Linked DNA regions of Homo sapiens: region 1 is linked to region 2. A link is a loop called in an ENCODE intact Hi-C map of the cell type or tissue named here. Cell type or tissue: Calu3. All regions are shown on one strand. Each heading gives the region's core, and the rest is flanking DNA. Links, peaks and the distances in the headings are about the cores only. Region 1 holds the start of LOC124900169 (a long non-coding RNA gene). Region 2 has its middle 15 kb from the start of DCHS2.

The links. Peaks named below come from ENCODE experiments on the same cell type or tissue, not always from the same donor. Only the 100,000 strongest peaks of a DNase experiment are listed, where the experiment ranks them.
Region 1: it touches region 2 in a loop (4-fold over the local background); 8 of 110 quality-filtered maps call a loop at or near these places.

What each region holds. Positions count from the first base shown.
Region 1 is chr4:154,624,596-154,629,974 of GRCh38, reverse strand. It overlaps LOC124900169 (a long non-coding RNA gene), which reads right to left and starts at 3,013. Exons shown (of 6, transcript XR_007058343.1): 1 at 2,826-3,013. RefSeq lists a silencer at 3,057-3,186. In Calu3, for the core only: a CTCF peak has its summit at 3,104; a DNase peak (open chromatin) is centred at 3,034.
Region 2 is chr4:154,503,853-154,509,231 of GRCh38, reverse strand. No RefSeq gene overlaps it. Among named protein-coding and RNA genes, the nearest start is that of DCHS2, 15 kb to the right of the region's middle. In Calu3, for the core only: CTCF peaks have their summits at 2,484, 2,714 (motif pointing right) and 5,004; a DNase peak (open chromatin) is centred at 1,901.

The DNA of each region.
Region 1 (5,379 bases), core at 207-5,206, 120 kb before region 2:
TGGAAACCAGGTTTCACTAATTGTAAAGCCAAGGTTTTTTCCAGTATACAAACTGGCCTCACAATGTGATCTTCACTTTAGCCCTATGGTATAAATATCATGAATATAATTTATTCAGTAAAGATACATTGGTAATCTTGCATACCAATCTCTGTTCTAGGCACTGGAGACAATGCAGTGATCAAAATGGACACAATCTCTGCCCTCTTTGGAGTTCACTTTCTGGAGTATAGGTAGGAAAAGAAACAACAAAATATTTGTCAGCTGTCAAGTACTGTGGAGAAAACTAAAGCCAGGTAAGGGGTTAGGAAGTACCAAGAAGGCTGGGCACAGTGTCTCCCACACCTGTAATTCCAATAGTTTCAGAGGCCAAGTGAGAGGATCACTTGAGCCCAGGAGGTTGAGACCAGCCTGAGCAACAGAGCAAGACAAAATCTCTACCCAGAAAAAAAAGGAAAGAAAAGAAAAAAAATCTTAACATTAGCCAAATGTGGTGGCACACACCTGTAGTCCCAGCTACTTGGGAGACTGAGGCAGGAGGATTGCTTTAGACAGGAGTTTGAGGCTGCCTTGAACTATGTTCATGCTATTGCACTCCAGCCTGGGTGACAAAGCAAGACCCTGTCTCAGTTAAAAGAATAATACCAAGAGGAATCCCATAGAATTGTGGCTACTGGATGTAGAGTGGTCAGGGGACAGCGTCTTTGATATGATAATATTTGAATGAGTAGAGACCTGAAGGAAGTGAAGTGCTTGCCATGCACTGTCTGGGGAAAGAGTGTTCCACACCGAGGGGCAAGTATGTGCAAAGTTCCCAAGACAGGGATGTGCTTGGCATATTGTAGTCATAACTGGGAAACCAACGTGCCTGCAGTGTTGGTGAGCAAAAGGGAGAGTAGAAATAGATAAGACCAGAAAAGAAGAGGAAACTAAATCAGTTTTGTAGATCTCTAAATGAGATAAACCATTGGGAAGTTTTCATCCAATGAGGGATATGATTCTCCTGCATAGGTACTCTTGCAGCTGTGTGCAGAAAAAAAACTTTGGGAGTGCAAGAGAGCAACTAGGATGACTAGATCAGAGGCTATTGATATAGATCAACTAGAGAGATGCAGGTGTGGACTAGGCTGATGGTAGACATCAAGTTTGACTGCAAAGATTTTGGCTCGAGCATGGAAAGATAGGGATTCCATTTAATGAGGTGAACAAGACTTGGGAAGAATCAGATTTGGGGTAAAGATCAGGAGTTCTGTTTTGAACATGTTACTTTTGAGATGCCTATGAAGATGTCAAGAAGGCAGCTGGATACCTGAGTATGGATTTTAGAGGAGGACAAGTCCATGTTGGAGGCATAAGTGTGGGATTCTTCCAAGATGGTGATGTTAAATGTCATAGATGGAGAGCACTTAGAGAGGATGGAGTCAGAGAAGAGGCCTAGTACACATCAAACTTTAGCTTTTAGGGTTGAGGAGGAACCAGTCAAGGAGACTGAGAAGTAGTGGGCAAGGAGGAAGGAGGAAGACCTCATGAGACTTCAAGTAGAAAGTATTTCAAGGAGACAATGATCACTTTGGTTAAATGCCACTGGTAATCAAGGAAGAAGACAGCCAAGAATTGAAGACTGAATTTAGCAGTCATATAACAATGGATGGGGGTTATTGGTCCCAGATTCCCTGAAATGAGAAAACCAAGGTTCTGAGAAGTTAAATAAATTGAACAACCAAAATCACATAGCCACTTAGCCCCAGAAATGGGTCCAGAACTAAACACTGGACACAAGCCATCTGAATCTTGTTTCCTGAATCTCAGACCAGGACTTTTCTTCAATAACATGAGGTCATCCTTCTCATGGTAACCGTGATTCATTAGGGGGACTGGAAAAGAATATTAAGACTTTAAACAAAAGGAATAAACTTCAGTAGTAGAATGTCAATGACAGACAATGCTCAAAGGCCCTCAAATCAAATGAAACAGGCAGCCACAGCAACAAGGGAACACCCAAGTATCAAAACACACTTCAACATACAAAAAAGTTTACGGCCCCTCAAAAGAAATGATCTATTCGTTCTATTTTGCTAGATGATTTCTACATACATAAATACCCGAGGCCTGATTACCTTCACTTGGTTTCTTTACCAAATGCCAGAAATGGGGTAGGAGAGGATTTTAGTAAATCAAACTAATGTTTAGGCAGAACAAAGGCACAGGAAAGCCCTAAACCATTTAAGTATTAAAAACTACTTTTAATCGTCCCTACTGCTGCCCTCTAATCCACAACCACCACCAACCTAAGAGGGCTATGATTCCAAGAGCCGACTCTGTTGCAAACCTCCGCTGGACGGTTTTGCGGACTAGGAAGTGAAGATTTCCAGTGGGAGGAAGAGCGAAGAAGAGAAGGAGGTAGATAAGCTAGCGAAAAGAAGGAGGTAGACAAGCTAGCAAAGCGAAGGTGCAGAATAGGAAAGTTACCAGGACAGGGCAGGGAGTTCCTCATGTCCACAGCAGGCCTTGCTCCCCTGGCCGGAGCCCAGGGGAGGGAGACGGAGGAAGGCAGCCACTTTTCCAGTGAGAAGTTGAGCAAGGAGTTGGCACCCGGCCCTCTCTACCTCTAGAGAAAAGGTAAAAGCTAAGCTGGATCGCGTGGTAGAGAAGAGCCCACTTTCAGAGTCCAAGTGGCATTATCTTGGAGTTCAGTGTCTGCCTCCAGGGCTGCAACTAACTCCTCGCGCCTCCCTTGCCGCCTTTCCTCCCTGGAAAGAGGAGGTGAAAAAGGTCCCAGGGCTCGGGTGGGCATGACTGCCTGGCGCAGGCCGCCGGGGGATTACCTGATACCTCCGCGTCTCCCCAGAAGGCGCGGCGCCGCCCTCCAGCCCCACCCGGTCACTCCGCGGTCCCCAGGCTCTGGTGTCTGTCCAATCTCCGGGACTCGACGCCCGAGGCGGCCGCCCGCGAGACCCGGAGCACGAGCCTCACGCTCAACGTTAGGCACTGCTCAAGGCCGCCCGAGGAGCAGAGACACCTACTGGCCGAGCGCTCCTGCGGCGGCTGGGCTGGGCTGGGGGCCGGAGCCCAGAAAACAGGGCTCCGCACACCCCCTACCGGGCGGGCTCCATCTGCGCCCCAGCCGAGTCCCGGACCCGCGTCTTGGCAGGCTCACCTACCTTGAGGTTCCCAGCTCCTGTCATCCTGTGCGCAAGTGATTTCAGCAACCATCACCACAAAACCTAGTCGGAGGGTGGCTGGCTCACAGCCTCTCCACTTTTTCGGAGTTTGTGCCAAATAATTTAAAGACCCTCCCCACCCTTTTCCAAATTCTGGCGTTTGAGAAGGGAAAATCCAAAGGGATGAGGATATAGGAGCCCCTAAGTGCTCTCCCCAGAAGCCAGGGAATTGTATTTCTGTTTCTCCAGGGCCCTGAAGAACCTGGCTTTCTTGTAATTACAAATACCTTTCACTGAAAAGTGGCTTCTTTCCTCCTGCTCCCTGCCCTGTGACAGTCAGTCCCTCCCTGTTCTGTCCTGGTAACTTTCCTGCTCTGAGCCTTGTTCCTGTGCTAGCTTATCTATCTCTTTTTCTTCTCTTATCCCGCTCTTCCGCCTTTTGGAAATCTTCACTTGCTACTCTGCAAAACCATCGGAGCAAGGCCTGCTGCGGACATCAGGACCACTGCAAATATTTTTTTCCAGGTTCTGAGAGGGATGCAGAAGACGCAGGAGCTGACAGTCTAGTTAATTTTTAGCTGACAAAGTCTCTCTCTCTCTCTCTCTCTCTCTCTCTGTCTCCCTCTCTGTCTCTTTCTCTCTCTTTAACACCTATATTTGAGTAGTTTTGTTTCCATCAGCACTCTTGTCTTTCCTTCTAGTCCTTTAATCCTGACTCTCTTCCTGGATTGAACTTAGGGAGGCAAGAGTTTAAATTAGAAGCAGTAAAATTGTATAATAAAAGGAAGAAGACAAACCAGGCCTTGCTTCTTAACAGGATGACTAATACAGTTTATGGATTATCTGGGTAGTTACATGACTAATATTAACCATTAACAATTATTGAGTTCTTAATGCTGACCAGAAACTGTTTTAAGAGCTTTTTTATAATAATAGTAAAATCAGCTCTTATGTAATGTTTTAAATGTTTACATTTATTAACACATTAGACAAAACAACCCTATAAGATGGGTAATAATATTATTCCCTTTTTACAATTGAGGAAATTGAGACAAAGAAGCAGGAACATTTCCTAAGGTCACACAGCTAGAAGTAAGTTATAAAGCTGGAATTTAAGCCCCGACAGCCTGGTGGATCATTCAGGGTACTCTAGAGGGACAGGACTAATAGGATAGATGTATATATGATGTATATATGAAAGGGAGTTTATTAAGGAGAATTGACTCTCATAATCACAAGGTGAGTCCCACAATAGGCCATCTGCAAGCTGAGGAGCAAGGAAGTCAGTCTGATAAAAGGAAACAGGCACAGAGAGGCTAACTAATAGTCCAGGAACACAGAGCTACTAACTTGTACAGGCAAGATTAGAACAAGTGAGTCTGATCCTTAACTAACCATGGGAGGGAGATACTTTTTTCCTACATTCAGCCATACAGAGGGAGAAGGGATTGCCTAAAAAGGGTGTGATGCTTTCATAACCTTCAATTAGTGAGCCCAGCTGGGCTTGGTGGCTTTTGCCTATAATCTCAGCATTTGGGGAGTCCAAGGATTGCTTGAGGCCAGGAATTTGAAACCAATCTAGGCAACTAACAGGACAACATTGTGAGACCCTATCTCTACAAAACTAAAAAATTTAAAAAATTAGCTGGGCGTGGTGATGCATGCCTGTAGTCCCAGCTACATGGGAGGCTGAGGTGGGAGGATTGCTTGAGAACAGGAGTTTTAAGCTGCAGTGAGCTTTAATTGTGCCACAGCACAGCAGCCTGGGCGGCAGAGGGAGAGCTCATCTCTTAAACAATAACAAAAACAAAAACAGCCCCTTGTGTGATGGTTAAACAAATCCAGCCCCTTGATTAGATTGAAGGATGCAAAGCATTGATCCTGGGTGTGTCTGCGAGGGTGTTGCCAAAGGAGATTAACATTTGAGTCAGTGGACTGGGCAAGGCAGACCCACCCTCAATGTAGGTGGGCACCATCCAATCAGCTGCCAGCGCAGCTAGGATGAAAGCAGGCAGAGGAATGTGGAAGGAATAGAATGGCTGAGTCTTCTGGCCTTCATATTTCTCCCGTATTGGATGCTTCCTGCCCTAGAGCATCGGACTCCAAGTTCTTCAGCTTTTGGACTCTTGGACTTACACCAGTGGTTTGCCGGGGCTCTCAGGCCTTAGGCCACAGACTGAAGGCTGCACTTTCGGCTTCCCTACTTTTGAGGCTTTGG
Region 2 (5,379 bases), core at 96-5,095:
GAAAGACTACTCTATCTTGCCTGTGGAAAAAAACAATGAAAAGGGGTTATTTACATGGTTTACCAGTCAAGGCAGTTAAGAGCTTGCCACCTTATCCTGAGTTTGTGCAGAAGCTGTGCTGGGAATTTTATCCGGATGGCAAATGGCTGAACATGGAAAATTAACATTTCAGATGAATATCTTGTGCTCAGAATTGAAAACCCATCAGGACATGCAGGCTCTGGGCCCCAAAGCCCCTCATCTGGATAGAGCATCATTGACCACCTGGAGCTAAGCCATCTTTACCTCTCTGCCTTTGCAATCTCCTACTTATATGTTTCCTCCTTCTTGTTTGCTTATTTCGGCTTTCAACTCTACTGGGCAAAAAATACTTGTTTTTTGTCCAGGTCTCAGTAGTCATGAAAATCTCAAGGTTTGACTGCACCACAGTTGGGGGTGTTTAATTAAGGCTAGACACCATCCCAGAATTTCTGTGCCCACCAGACTTGCATTGTGATATTCCAGCAAGTCAAAAGGAGCAGACAACTTAGCTAAGTGGAACTGATATACGTGGAACATGGGCAGAGTGAAAGGAAAAGAAACACATGGATTTCTTCTGGCATTTGCCAATTGGCTAGTCATAATCTTCACTGTGACCAAAGTAGGTCTCTTTATCTTGAAAACTTAACTTTTTTAAATGGCAAAGTTCCTTAAGGAGCCTAAGAAGGATACCTTGCATTTAAGGAGACAATGTTAATTTGTTTCAAAATCTCAAGTGCTCGAGATGATGACAAGATCAATGCCATGATTTCATTCTGAAAATTATTTTCTGTTTATTGCCCTGAGTGTGAATTACAGTGTGAGGCTGCCCAGCCCTGCACTTGCCCTGAATTCTGTTCTGTGTCACAGAACCTGCTTCATCTTCTTCCTTGCGAACACAGCTTGCTATAGCCTCGACCTCCTGGGCTCAAGCAATCCTCCTACCTCAGCCTCCTGAGTAACTAGGACCACAGGGATGCTCTACCATGACTTGCTAATTTTTTATTTGTACTTTCAGTAGAGATGGGATCTCCGTATATTGCCAGGCTGGTCTCAAACTCCTAGGCTCAAGTGATCCTCCTGACTGAGCCTCCCAAAGTGCTGGGATTATAGGCGTGAGCCAGCATGTCAGGCCTACTTCACTTTCTTACAACCCAAAAGCTGCAAACATTTTCTAGGATCAGTGATTTTTAAATTCACACCTGTCTAGCCTTGCTTCACCTTGTCCATTTTCCTTCTTTACTATAATAATGATGGGGGAAGAGGACTGCTTAAAAAAGAAATGCAAAGAGAGCAGCTAAGCCAAGAAGTAAATCATGAAGTTTGCTGTTTGGTCAGTCGGCCAATCGTTTCTGTGATGAATCTACTTAGACATAATTTCCAATATGGATTTATTTATAGGGCATGAACTGGTAATTAGTTATTGACTCTGAAAAACAAATTATTTACAAAGCATATATTCTATGATGTCTCATGATACAAATGAGTTTTGGAATGACCAATGACTTTTCAAAGCAGCTTATTCTCTACCTGTGTACAAAAGTCTCCAGTGGCTACTATGCTGCTTATGAGAAATCCAGTTCTAAGTCATTTGAAAACAATCATTCTGAGAACAAACCTTAAAAAATAAGCTAGTCTATGTGATGAAATAATAGTTAAGAATAGAGCCAAAGAGAGGAAGAAGGCTGGGTGTTGTGGCTCTTGCCTGTAATCCCAGCACTTTGGGAGGCCGAGGTGCATGGATCACTTGAGCTCAGGAATTTGAGCCAGCGTGGGCACCTGTTTTTACAAAAAATCAAAATATTAGCCAGGTGCGGAGGCTGAGGCCTGAGAATTGTTTGAGCCTGGGAGATTGAGGCTACAGTGAGTCATGATCACACCACTACACTTCAGTCTGGGTGACAGAGTAAGATCCTGTCTCAAGAAAGAGAGAGAGACAGAGAGAGAGAAAGGAAGAACTGGATGAACCTGTTTTTGCAAAGCAGTATCAAAAGGGGTTTGAATGAATATGTTTTACATTTCCTTTCAGCCTCACCCATCTTTGCAATGCCCTGAGTTGCCCTGAACCTATTTATTGTTGGTATGCCACTAGACATAGGTCACTTCGCCTCTCTACACCTCCATTATTCTTTTATTCAAACCCACCTTAAATAGCTCAAGAGTATAGAATATGTCAATGTTTCAAGATGGACTTGACATTTCAAAATAAAATGACTGCTTTCAAAAATATTAGAAACATTTTTCTCCACTCTTAAAATCGTCATCGTATCTGCTGTTCATTTGTTTATTCATTAATTCTCTCAATAAGCAGCTCTTGAGGACTTCTTACACGCCCTGTTTTGGGTTTGTATTGTCAAATAGCATCAACTCACTGCTGTCCTAATACAGTTGACAGCTATGGTCTGGAGCACATACCTCCTAAAAGTAAAAGGCTTAAAAAAGTTCTCTGGGCTTCAAAGGACCTGAACCTGAAGATGGCTTAAATAAGTGGGTCCTTCAGTATCTTTAAATAATCTGGGGGAGGGAAACCAACAAAACTCTACAAAAGAGAGTCACTAAGAGTAGACCCTAAAGGTAGAGTTTTGTAATTTTGAGTTTCTAGCAGTAATCAAGTGGTTGTTAGTTTTAAGGCCTGGAAAGAGGGACTGGTCAGGGAATCTCTCCAGTTCTGAGCTCCTCTGTTTATAAACATGTTTATAAAGGGAGGACCACTTGGCTTTTCACCTACTCTGTGATCACAAGGTGGCAGTATTTCTGAACTTTGCTGCTGTTATTTCACGTAAAATGGAATTGGGCAGAATTGCTGCAGGGAAGCCAGAATAAATTTAGAAGAACCTTAGCATGTGAAATAAAACCAACCCGCAAATAAAAATAAACTGATTATTTTCCACATTTTATTACTTTGCATTTTTGGAGGCATAAGTCCATGCCTAGGAGTTGAAGGCATTTGAAAGGCTACAATTTAGTGACATCTTCTCAAACTCTCACATAATGAGAGCTGGCTAAGGCCTGGGGAGGACAGGAGGGTGATGAGCCTGGGAAATGAGCCGAGGTCTGATCACAAAGGACATTGCATGCAGGAATAAGGAGATATGACTCTAGTCCTTAATGGGAGAGCCACTGAAGGGTTTTAAAACAAGAGGGGAAGGTAGTGGAGATAATCGGATTGTCTCTTTGGAAAGATAACTATGGAAGTATTTAGTAGTTTGTCAGTGGAGGGATGGAACATGTTTAGGTATTGGAGGTAGGCTGGCTTGTCAAAAAGCAATTCCAATCATTTAAACAAGACCTGATTATCCAGATTCAAGAAATGGTGGAGAGATGGAGAAAAAATTTAAATCAAAAATATAGTCCACTGGACTCAGTGAAAGAAAGGAAGTTTAGGAGAGAAAGTGGTATATTGGGGCTGGTATTTAACAGTTGTTAAATATACCAGCCCCCAAAAATACCAGCCCCAATATACCAATGGGTCCTGTTAAGTATCAGTTGGAAAAGATTCGTCATCCATTGAGAATGAGGAATTCACATTTGAGGGAGAAAGAGGCTATGTGTTCTTAAAGTCATAGATTTGAGTATCGTTGGGGTCTAGGTAGGAAGCTGAAGCTGAAGCTAAGAGAGTGGGAAAATGAGGGGGTGTCAATAGTGGGGACACCCCATCTCTTAGCAACATACCTTAACATCTTTGGCGCCTGGTCCTTCTGAGGCAGCATCCCTTCAAATGATTTCCCCCCAAATGATAATCACCATGGCATAGCAATATTCTTCTATATGGCAACTAATATTTTCTGAAACATGTAAATATTGAATACATGCATCTTACAATTGCCTTTATGTAAGCTGTGTATATGGGCATCTTGATTAAAATTTCCCATTTGTAATGATCTGGAAACGTGTAATCCAAATAAAAGAGATGTGTTTGTCATGCAAAGGCAGTTTTAAGGCAAAATCTGTCCCCCGCAAGCCCAGCCCCCTATAACCTTACCTTGGCTTTTACCCAGTTGCTAAGTTTAAAGCTGTCCCTGGACAAGAAAAGGAGAAGAGAAGAAATCCACAAGAAGTTGTCAGTCCTACCTGTTTATCAGTGGCTCTTAAAACAAAAACCAAACAGGCCAGGCACAGTGGCTCATGCCTGTAATCCTTGTACTTTGGGAGGCTGAGCTGGGAGGATTGCTTGAGCTCAAGAGTTTGAGACCAGCCTGGGCAACATAGCGAGATTTTATCTCTACTAAAAAGATAAAAATAAAAAAAATTAGATGGGCATGGCAGATCATGCCTGTAGACCCAGCTATTGGGAGGCTGAGGTGGGAGAATCACTTAAGCCCAGCAGGTCAAGGCTGCAATGAGCCATGATTGTGCCACTGCACTCCAGCCTGGGTGAAGTGACAGAGCAAGACTCTGCCTTGAAATACACACACACCCACACACACATACACACTTGGGTCTTGTCTATGGAGATTTTGATCCAGCAGGTCTGAGGAATGAAAACCAAGAGAGAATGGTTTTGTGTAAGCCACAGGAGAAGGATTTAAAAGAGAGACTGGGAAACCTTGCCTAATGCAGCAGAGATGCTAACTATGAGACAGACCGAACAGTACCCTAAATATCCCTAAACCCATGAGGTCCTTAGAGGGGCTGCCATTGGGGTGTGAAGGACCAGATCATTTGCTGAAGTGAATTTATAACAGTGGTGAAGGAGGTTCTTATAACTCAAGGAAAGGAATTTGTTGACTAAAGGTTTGTTGAACAGCAGTGGGGACCCAATTGGGATTGGAACCTATAGATTTAAAATGATATCAGTTTGCATGAATTCATAAATTCAGTCAATGCTTTTGTAGGCACTGAGGACAGAGAAGTGAATAAAATTCACCAGAATCACACATTTTAGAGAGAAGGCGGACAATAAACAGGTAACTCAACAAAGATGTTCATTTTAGAAAGTGATAAGTGCTGCTGCAGGAAACAAACAGCAGCGGCGAGACACAGACAGGAGCAGGTAGCATCTCAAGGAAGGCCAAACAAAAGGAAACACTTGTTTGGATTAATCCAAAAGGATGTGGGGAAGGAGGAGGCTGTGGAAGGGGACGACGCCTTGGAAGGACTGGGTGCGAAGGATATTAAGGTATGTTGCTAAGAGACGGTTGAAGCAATGAACTGTGTTAGCCAGATTGGATATGAATGAAAGCGAAGCTGTCTTCTAAGTTCCATAAGTCTTTATTCCCACAGCATTATTTGTCTTGTAATGTAATTAATTTTTGTTACCTACTTCCTTACTAAATCCTGGGTTCTTCCAGGGAAGGGACCTTCTCCACCAGATTCTTCCTTGAATTCCTAATACAAATACTTCATAGGTCAGGATGGTTT